Linked DNA regions of Homo sapiens: region 1 is linked to region 2. A link is a loop called in an ENCODE intact Hi-C map of the cell type or tissue named here. Cell type or tissue: transverse colon. All regions are shown on one strand. Links, peaks and the distances in the headings refer to the core of each region. The heading gives the core; the rest is flanking DNA. Region 1 holds the start of LOC105378826 (a long non-coding RNA gene). Region 2 has its middle 7.8 kb from the start of CLCA1.

What was found. Hi-C counts contacts between places; a loop is a spot of excess contacts. Peaks named below come from ENCODE experiments on the same cell type or tissue, not always from the same donor. Only the 100,000 strongest peaks of a DNase experiment are listed, where the experiment ranks them.
Region 1: a loop joins it to region 2, with 1.9 times the contacts of the local background. A loop is called at or near these places in 1 of 110 quality-filtered maps.

What each region holds. Positions count from the first base shown.
Region 1 is chr1:86,517,624-86,523,009 of GRCh38, forward strand. The region is part of intron 1 of LOC124904210 (a long non-coding RNA gene); the gene reads right to left. LOC105378826 (a long non-coding RNA gene) reads left to right here and starts at 2,740. Exons shown (of 3, transcript XR_947556.2): 1 at 2,740-2,916; 2 at 4,724-5,117. In transverse colon, for the core only: no CTCF peak of the experiment used is centred there; a DNase peak (open chromatin) is centred at 3,374; H3K27ac peaks cover 2,434 bases.
Region 2 is chr1:86,458,482-86,463,867 of GRCh38, forward strand. No RefSeq gene overlaps it. Among named protein-coding and RNA genes, the nearest start is that of CLCA1, 7.8 kb to the right of the region's middle. In transverse colon, for the core only: no CTCF peak of the experiment used is centred there; a DNase peak (open chromatin) is centred at 2,710; H3K27ac peaks cover 1,260 bases.

The DNA.
Region 1 (5,386 bases), core at 316-5,315, 59 kb after region 2:
CATGTTCTCTATTGTCCCATCAGGCTTCCCTTATAAAACACAAGTTCAAAGATAAAATTATTAAGAATTTTAAGACAACTGAAGCAGAGGATTAAACCAAGCACAGGACCCCTTGAGTGCAGGGCCATAAGTGACTACACAGGTCTCTCATGCCCTTGAAACTCACCCTGGGTCCACTAAGGGGAAGAAATGTCTTATCAAAAGGCTGTGTAGATGGACAACTAAGACTGAGAGCTAAATGATCTGCCTGCAACCTCACTTGGTAAGTGACTTAAGCAGTATGTAAATCACAGTTAGTCTGACTCTGGAAGCCAATCTCTTTCATCAGTTTATTATATTTCCTCTTGAAAGAAGCTTAGTTGCATGAACTGAGCCAACACTGTACAAGCCTCAGATGTTCAACAGCTTTAGTCCCTATAGCCAAGAAGCATTTTCAGGTTAATTCATTGGCAGGCTCACTCCAGAAACACAATTGCAATTATATTAATGCTATTCACAAGACATTATTTGCTGGATGAAGAAAGAAGTGGAAAACTACTTTCCTTATAGCAGTAACAGAATACTTATTAAAACCAAGAATAATAATAACAAAATTAGAATAACAAAATACTTATCATAGCTTAGTAATAATACTAAGAACTGCTAATATTTACTAAGCACTTTCCATGTGTCAAGCACTACTCTAAGAGCTTCTGCTATATTATCTCATTTTTCTTCACAGAAACCCTAGGTCAATAACATTATTATCCATATTTACAAATCAGGAAGCTGAGGCAAAGAGTGGTTCAACAAGTTGAGTAAGGTCATACTGTGTTAGTGAGCTCTATTTGCAGGCAGGTAGAACTAAAGCAATTGACCCAGACAAGATAATCCGTAAATATTTCTAGAGTAATAGTACAAGTAACTTCAGGAACATTTTAGTTTATCTGATGAACATCTAACATTAGCCATTTTTTTCTTGCATTTTACTTTTCAGAAAGGAATTTTAAATGCTTTCATTATAGATCTAATTTTTTATTGTGTAGTCAAGGTCCCATATGCAGGAAATATTTTGTATTTAATTCAATGTCCTGTGTGCCTTCCTTATCTATATTTCCACTAACCAGGAAATAAGGGGAAATTCCTATGGATTCAGGGAAGAACTATTACAAGGGACTATTCTCAACATAGCTATTGACTTTGGAATTTTTATGACTGTGCGTCCATCAAATTTACTAACTTAAAGTATGTAGTTAAATGGCCTAGCTTGCTTGTCTGTTTTGTTTTTCTGTTTTAACATTGGATAATGTGTGTCAATCAAATTTGCTAATTTAACATAACATAGTTGTCTAGTTAGTTGGAGTTTTTTGTTTTGTTGTTCTGTTTTACTGCTGAATAGATTCTTAAATCAGGAGAACTGACATCTTGCTAATCTTTGTCACTGTGGGCTAGATGGTTTGAGAACCTAGTGAGACTTTGAATCAGAATCCCAAAAGTGGCTTTAGATGCTTTAAATTCTTACCACTTTTCTATCTTTTTTTTTTTTAAATAACAGAGACAGGGATCTTGCTATGTTGCCCCAGGCTGGTCTCAAACTCCTGGCCTCAAGTGATTCTCCCACCTCAGCTTCCCAAAATGCTGTGACTACAAGTGTAAGCCACCTTACCCAGCTCGTTCTCTGTTTGAAAAGAAAAAAAAAAATCACCACCTGAAATGATTTAAACCATTAACCACAAAAAAGCTACTATAGAAAAAATATCTATCGTATTTTAATTTAATTCATCAACAATAAGTGACATAAACAATTCTGTGTAAAAAGTCAATATTCTTTGGAACTGTCCTTTAATCCTTTGGAAATATGTTGTAATCAACCTTCATTTTGACTAATAGCAAAGACATAATCTGATTTTTTAAAGCTCTGATATGCAGAGAAGATAAAAAGAATGGTTGATTCTTGAAAATGTTTTTTGCTCCACTCAACCAAAGAACAAATTCTTTACTGTCAAAAAGCATTTTCTAGACTTCACCTGGAATAAGCTAGAAAAAAGGATTGGTAAATTTAAGAAACCTGTTACTAACTTTATTTCATTTTTTATTTATTTAATTATTTCCTTTTTTTTTTTTTTTTTTTTTTGAGACGGAGTCTCAATATCATGTGGAGAAAACGTAATTAGTGTGAGGCCCAAAGAGGAAATAAGTCACTGGTATGGAAATAGGTATTTCCAGGTGCCAGTATTTAGTCTCTGGGGTGAATTTGTTTAAAAAAAAATAGATAAAATTTATTATAGAAATGATGGGAGAGTAAAGTAAGTTTGAATGTCTATTTCTTTGCATATATGACAAACTATTCCAGAGAAAAATAGTGAATATTTCTCTAAAATTTCTACCAAAAGAAAATTCCAAAACTTTTCAAGATACTGTTGTATTCTGTTTTAAACACAAGATTATCTCGCAAACATTTCCTTGAAACACCTCTTGCTACAACTTAAAACCAGTACTAATTTTCCCAGTCTCAGAAAAAATAGAGAACTGTCATTCCTGGTTAATGTGTTCTATGCCTCTTAAACTTGAGTGTGTACATGAATCACTTGGGAGCTAGTTAAAATGCAGATTTTGGTTCAGTAAGTTCAGGAGCCCAAGATTCTTTATGTCTAATAAGCTCCAGATGATGCTGGAGGACCTCATTTTGCATGTCAAGAATTGAGACTGCTCCACTTCTCATACCTTTGGCTATCTGCCTCTTCCCTTCTAGCTATCACCGATTCACCCTGGGTGGGTAACTGACTCAGAAGACGTTATCAGAGCTCTTCTCCAAGACTTATTCAACAGGAACCAGTGAAGAAGATCAATGTCTCTGACAAAAAAACTATGTGTTGTAAGGCTCGGGGCTCCTCTCTGCCCATTTTTCCCGCTGAAAGAGGGAAGCTGATATAAGAGGTGAGGCCAGTAGACCAAGAGACAGTCAGAACGCTGGCTACATTCATGTCCCCAGTTTTCCCGGTTCCCTTTGAACCTGAGCTGTAGGAGCAGCCTCACCTTTACAATGCTATTTGAGACAAGCCCAATATTTTCTACAAATACCGTACATTTAACTAACTTATTTGAGTTGGTTTTCTTTCACATGCCACCATCAGAGTGCTGCCTAAGTATAATACTCATACAGTACAATTAAATTTCAGAAAATAACTTGTTTACGTTAATTTCCTTTTTGAGCTAACTAAATCATTTACTGTAACCTTTGTATGCAGAACCTATTTCCTAAATTTTTGTTTCTTACCTCTTGGTCTGAGTCTAACACTGTCTAGCACCTGAGACATAGTATTTGTTGTCTTGGATTCATCTATTCATGGAGAACAATCTGTACCACATGGCAGGCACTGTGCTGGAGGCTGGGACCACGTGATCCCTGTTTTCCAGTAGTTTACAATTTAGTAGGGGATACGGATAAAGCAACAAAGTAATGTAATGTGATGTAATATAATGTCATATAAATATAGGAGTATAAAGGAGACAGTATCATGGAGAGGGTGGTACCTCCTCAAAGTCTTGATGGATAAACAAGGAAGAAGGAAATTCCAGCCAGAAAGATCCAAATAGGCAAAGGTACATAAATGAGAACTACAGTGCTTTATTTAGAGAAGTGCATATGTTTCATCCCAAAGCATGAAGAGGAGATAACAGGAGGGTCAAGGGTACAGAGGTAATAGGGAAGTAGCCAACATAAATCAAGAAAGGCTTTGAAAAACATGACAGTGATCTTGGACTTCTATCCTATAGGCAATAGATAACGATTGTGAAAAGCAGCAACAGGTGTGAATCATGTTTTTACTTAGACTGTGTTGCAGGACATATTGAGAGCAATCAAGATAGAGACAAAGAGTTCTGTAGAACAGAGTTGGCAATCTTTGAGCTAGTGAACTATTGAGCAAAGTTATAATGAGGCAGAATAAAATATTCTAGGGTCAACTGTTTTTTTCTTTTTCTTTACCTGTTACAAATATCCTTTCATACATTTTCTTTTACACGTAGGTAATTTGGGAATTGTTACATTATCATTTTAAGTATTTCTCTATGAACCTTATACTATTGCATCATTTAAAAATCTATACTGAGAGTCTCTCTCTTACTAAAAGTGAGTTTAATTCACAAACGTTTATTATTTATTTCTTGCATTTATCTCTTCCATTTTCTGTATTTCCTTTTTGTTTCTTCTGTTTCCCTCCTTTCCTAACATCTATTGGATAGACTGAGTTTTACTCTGCTGGTTTGAAAATTACACATGATTTTAGTCTTCTGGTATTTTTCTCAACTTCTGTTCTTATATTTAGTATTCACTGATTTATTTCCTACAGTAATAGAATTCTAAAGCTTGTCAGTAGCTATATTTTCCTTATCCCCTTCACTTTCAACAGAAATGCCTTAGTAAGCTCTTTGGTCTCTCTGGACTCCAACACCAACCTGACTCATGTTGTTGTTTTCTAAGTTTAAACATTGATAGACTTTTGTTGTCATTCATTACTTGTTTAGACAAGAAATTTTACTAAATTATTTACTGATATTTATTTCCTATATCTTATTTGCTTCTAACCGGATAATTTCCTCCAACAGTGCTTTTAACATGTGTGTTAGGTGGTCTGAGTCTTAGTATCCACTTCATGAAAATATGTAAGTGATAATTAAAAACACTGTTTAATTTTTTTCTTTAAACACTTTGAAAATTTATTCTACCACTTCTTGCACCTAGTGCTGCTGTTCAGAAGTCTGAGCTGGATGTGTAGTTGGTCATCGTCAGCATACAGAGGATAACTGAAGCCACGTGTGGGAGGGAAGATCACCAACTGGGACACAGATGCTGAAAAGAAGGCAGCCAAGAATGAACTCTGAGAAAAGCCAACATTTAAGGAGTGGATACGAGAAGAGGCATTGTGAGCTAGACTGAAAAGGAATGGCCAGAGTTTTGCAAATGTAATCAGAAGTGCATCATGAAAACCAACAAAGGGAGCAGTTTCAACAAATAGGGATGATCAGCAACAACCTAAAATATTACAGAGAGATCTAGCAATACAAGTATTTCAAATTGTTCTTCAGATGTAACAATATATCCAAGTTACTGCACTTTCTTTAACCTTCTAAGAAAGGTTTGTATCATTTTTCTATGTTGGTGGGTGGTGAGGGCCAGGGAGAGGAGTAGGAAACCAGTAGAGAAGAGGACATAAAAAAGAGAGGAGACAAATAGAACATCAAGGTATTTAGAGAGAATGGAAGATAAAGAGCACAAGTGCACAGACATTACCCTTTACAAACGTAATGAGCAGTGTTCTCTGGTGATTAAGGAAATAGTCATGAAGGCAAGCATTTAATGGAGTTCATGTCTAGGAGCTTCTATATTCTTTGTAAGTAGGAATCA
Region 2 (5,386 bases), core at 172-5,171:
AGAGGAAAGTCCCCAAACCTGCATCCTCTCAATCTGAAAAAAACCCAAATTTGATTTAAACTATCAATCCACAGATCTCAGATGTTCAAGTGAGCCTAAAATAGGATCTATACAAAGAAAACACCTAGGCATATCATAGGAATGATGACTGACTACTCATCAGAAACAACTGAGGCCACAAGACAATAAAATAGCATTTTAAAGTGCTAAAAGAAAATCTGTCAACATAGAATGATTTCAAGCAAAAATGTCTTTCAAAATGTAGATAAGTAGAAGCTAATTTTTGCCAGCAAGAAATACCAAAGAAATTTCTTTAGGCTGAAGGAAAATGATGCCTGATGGAAATATAGATCTATAGCATTGAAGGGTTTTTAGAAATTATAGGCTGGGCACGGTGGCTCATGCCTATAATCCTGGCACTTTGGGAGGCCTAGGTGGGTGGATCACCTGAGGTCAGGAGTTCGAGACCAGGCTGGCCAACATGGTGAAAACCTGTTTCTACTAAAAATACAAAAATAGCTGGGCATGGTGGCGGGTGCCTGTAATCCCAGCTACTCAGAAGGCTGAGGTAGAAGAATCACTTGAACCTGGGAGGCGGAGGTTGCAGTGAGCTGAGATAGCACCACTGCACTCTAGCCTGGGAGACAGAGTGAGATTCCATCTGAAAAAAAAAAGAAAGAAAATAAAGAGATTATAAATAGGTACGTAAGTATCTATGCTGTTGGTTTGCTTTACCCAATTCCTTTAAAAAACAATTAACTATAACAGAAATAAAAACAATATATTGTGGTATTAATAACAAGAAGTAAGATATAAGATAATAAGCGCAGAATGAACATAAAGGTGACAAATGGAATTATAATATCAAAGGGTACTCTAATTATACATAAAGTGGTATAATATTAATTCAGAGTAGAGTGGGATAAATTAAGAACACATATTGTAACTCTTTTAGCACCCATTAAAAATAGAGAATTGAGGACAGGTATGGTGGCTCACACCTATAATCCTAGCACTTTGGGAGGCCTAGGTGGGAGGATTGCTTGAGCCCAGGAATTAGAGGCCTGCTAGGGCAACAAAATGCGATCCCATCTCTACAAAAAATCAAAAAAATTAGACAGGTGTTGTGGCACATGCCTGGAGTCCCAACTACATGGGATGCTGAGGCAGGAGAATCACTTGAGCCTAGCAGGTCAAAGCTGCAGTGAGCTATGCTCGTGCTACTGTACTCAGCCAGGATGACCGAGTGAGACCCTGTCTCAAAAATAATACATAAAATAAAAATATCTAAAATAAAAATATGCTAAACATCCTACAATGCACAGGACAGCCCCTGCTAGCAGCGGTTAATCAACATGGGTCTGCGGCAACTCAATTCTTGCCCCCTTGAAGGAAAGAATTTGACCGAGGGGCATAAGGCAGAGTGAGAGACTCAGGCAAGTTTTTGAGCGGGAGTAAGATTTTATTAAAAAGCTTTAGAGTAGGAACAAAAAGAGGGCCAAGGGGGCAACTTGAGAGATACAAGTGCCCTGTTTGACCTTTGACTTAGGGTTTTATACATTGGCATGGTTCCGGGGTTTGCATCTCTCCTCCCTTGATTTCTTTTCTTGGGACAGGCTGTCTGCATTCGCAGTGGCCTGCCAGCACTTGGGAGGGGAGCATGCACAGTATGTTTACTAAAGTTGTGTGCATGTTCATTTTAGGCATTTTTTTCCTTACCAGTCGAGTGTTGCTAGAGGAAGGTCATATACCAGTTAAACTCCACCATTTTGCCTCTTAGTGCACATGCTTGAGCCCACCTGCCCAATTCCTGAGATCTTACTGGGAAGCTGCTAATCACCAGCTTCAGGTGTTTTCTATCTGTTGGGAAACTACCTTCTCCTGGTGCTGGCTGCAACCAGTTATTATTTTAGAGAGACAGTTTAACAACTGCCTGACTATCACCTGGTGGCTGCCTGACATTCCTGGTGGAGGGTGGGGGGTCTGTCTCCAGTCCTACTCATGTCTGCCTAGCTACCTACTCTAATACCCCTACAACAAAGAATTATTCAGCCAAAAATGTCAATAATGTTGAGGGTGAGAAACCTTGCTTTCTAAGGAGGAAGAGAAAGAGGCAAGGATATTTGATACATAAAGAAAAGAAAAAGTGGCCTTACTGAAGGGAAAAACGGGACAAGAGTGTGAACCAGATCTAAATAAAGCTGATAAGATGAAAGAGAAGAAAGAATACATTTAAAACAAAATTAAGATGATCTATAATGGAGGATTGGATGTGTAAGACTGGTAGAAAATCCAACTCATGAAAAATAAAGATGGAATGTATATAAAGTTGGGTGGATGCTGCATTATGTGTTAAGATCTGCAAATGCAAAATGCAGGGAAACAGGAAGTAGAGGCAGAGGGAAGTCAGATGAGTAGCAGGCTCTGAAAGAAAGAAAAATCCAATTTCTTGTGTATATATTATAGGAAGTTTAATGCACAGACCTGGCACAAAAAAGAGAGGTGAAATAAGGTATGAAAGGGACACATCACAGAGTACACAGTGATAGAGAAACACACAAAGACATAGACACACAGGCATGGAGGTGATTAGAGCTTGCTCCCAAAGATCAAAAGCCATGCCTTGGTCCAAACGTCCCTCCTGCCCTTAGAATGAGTAGCTCTTATCAGCAAGATGGTTCCTGAAATGGGTGGAGAGTGACCCAGATGGTGGCCACTTTATTTCCCAGTCCCTCTCAGCTACAAGCTGCTGAGTCTTATCAAAAAGCTGCTTTCTGACAACTGTTGCCTCAAGGACCCAGGAAGGAGGAAGCTATCCAGTACAGTGGCCAATTACTTTCTATTTCCCTAGCTCTGTGTAGCAAAAGCAATATAAAAGAACAAACATCTAAAAGGAGTATGTTTTAAATTGGCATGATCTTACTTCACACCAACGTAGGAAAGAAGAAGCAAGAAAATGAAGAAGATAAAAGGTGGAGAGGGGACCGTGGTGAGGGACCCCAGAAGAAGATTGCCATTGTTGAAAGCACAGGCTTTTATAAGAAACCAATGAGGGCTGGATGTCTCATTTGCACAAGGCATGAATTTCTGGTAGCTCCGCTCTGTCCTCCTAGTGTGCATGTGGGCCCTTAGCTTGAGTTACTCCATATTGCTTTTTCCTCTTACTGCACATGTGTTAGTGGACAGAATTTTCCATTGCAGGCATGTCTGGGTAAGTCACCTGTGTAGCCTTTTTTATCTGTGCGGTTGTGGGCATGTCTTAGATAAGCCCCTCTGTGCAGGCTCCCTTATCTATGTCTGCCGGTTGTTCTTTTGTTTGAAAGGATTCAACCAAAGACCCACCCTAACTGCCTGCTTGACTGGTGTCTTCCTTCTCTCTCAAAACACCCCCATTGCCCTCTGAAGCTTGGCTGAAAAGTCAACTCACAAAAGGCAGATTAGTTGGAGAAATGGCATACAAATTTATAATGTGCACATGGAGAGAATCACAGAGTGATTGCCCACCCTCTAACAGAGTTCAGAAGCTTGTCTACCATCCTGGCAAAACAGATTATGAGACAGGGGAAAGAGGAATATAATATATTAGTGTATATATATATGTATATATATATATAATATTTATATTAGTACATATTAATACTACAGGGAAATTAAATTAGAAATCAAAAATAAATCAACTAGAGAATCCCCAAATGTCTGGAAATTAAGCAACATATTTCCACATAACTCATATGTGAAGAAAGAACTCACAATGAAAATTAGAAAACAGTTTGTAATCCCACCACTTTGGGAGGCTGAGGCAGGCAAATCACTTGAGGCAGGTAGTTCAAGACCAGCCTGGCCAACATGGCAAAACCCCATCTCTCCAAAAAATCAAAAATTTATCGGGCGTGGAGGCATGGGCCTGTAATCTCAGCTACTTAGTAGGTTGAGGCACAAGAATCACTTGAAACCCGGAGGTGGAGGTTGAAGTGAGCAGAGATTGTGTCAGCACACTTCAGCCTGGGTGACAAAGCAAGACACTGTCTCAAAAAAAAAAAAAAAAAAAAAAAAGCATATTTATATTCTGTCTGTATACACTCTGAAACTGTTTTTATAAGACTATTTCTTAGTTTCTTAAATTTCCTCCTGACTATTGCTTTAGCTTTGTCATATAAATTTTGATAGGCCATATTTTAATTATCATTTAGTTCCAAATATTTTCTAATTTTCGTGTGTGTGTGTGTGTGTGTGTATTTTGAGACAAGGTCTCACTCTGTCACCCATGCTAGAGTGCAGGTGGTGTGATCTCGGCTCACTGCAACATCCACCTCCCAGTTTCAAGCAATTCTCCTGCCTCAGCCTCCTGAGTAGCTGGGACTACAGGTCTGCACCACCATGTCCAGCTAATTTTAGTATTTTTTTGTAGAGATAGGGTTTCACCATGTTGGCCCGGCAGGTCTTAAACTCTTGACCCCAAGTCATCTGCCTGCCTCAGCCTCCCAAAGTACTGACATTACAGGTGAGAGTCACCACGCCCAGCCTCAGAATATCCTTGATACTGATACTTGGCAAGGACACTACAGGAATGGAAAAGTACACACCAGTCTTATGAACAAATATGCAAAAATCCTAAGCAACATATTAGCAAATTGAAAAGGACACTACATCATGATCAACTAAGATTTACTCTAGGAATGTAAGAGTGATTTAACATTGAAGAATCAATCATTGTAACTCATTACATTATCAGAACAAAGAAGAAAAATTATATACTCATCTTAATAGATATATAAAGAGCATTTGATAAGATTCAACACCTATTCATGATTTAACTACAACAAAAAAACACCTCTCAAAAAACTAGGAATAGAAAAAGACTTTTTTTTGTTGTTTTTTTAAAGACAGGGTCTCAAGGTCTCACTCTGTTCAAAGTGAGAGTGAGAGGCAGGATTGCAGGAGTACAGTGGCTCTCCTGGGCTTAAGCAATCCTCCCACCTCGGCCTCCCAAGTAGCTGGGACTACAGGACATGGCACCACAACTGGCTAACTTTTGTATTTTTTGCAAAGGTGGTATTTCACCATGTTGCCCAGTCTGGTCTCAAACTCAAGCAGTCCTCCTGCCTTGGCCTCTCAAAGTTCTGGGATTGCAGGTGTGAGCTACTGCACCTGGCCCAAAGAGACTTTCTTAATCTGATAAAGGTATCTACAAAATATCTCTAGGTAACAGCATACTTAATGGTAAAATATAGAATTCTTTAGAATGTTTTTCTCCCTGAGATTGGGAACAAGAAAAAAGATATCCATTATTTTCACTATTCAATATTGTACTCAAGGTCCTAGCTAGTCCAATAAGAGAAGGAAACAAAAATATTGGAAAGGAAGAATCAATATGTAATTACTCACA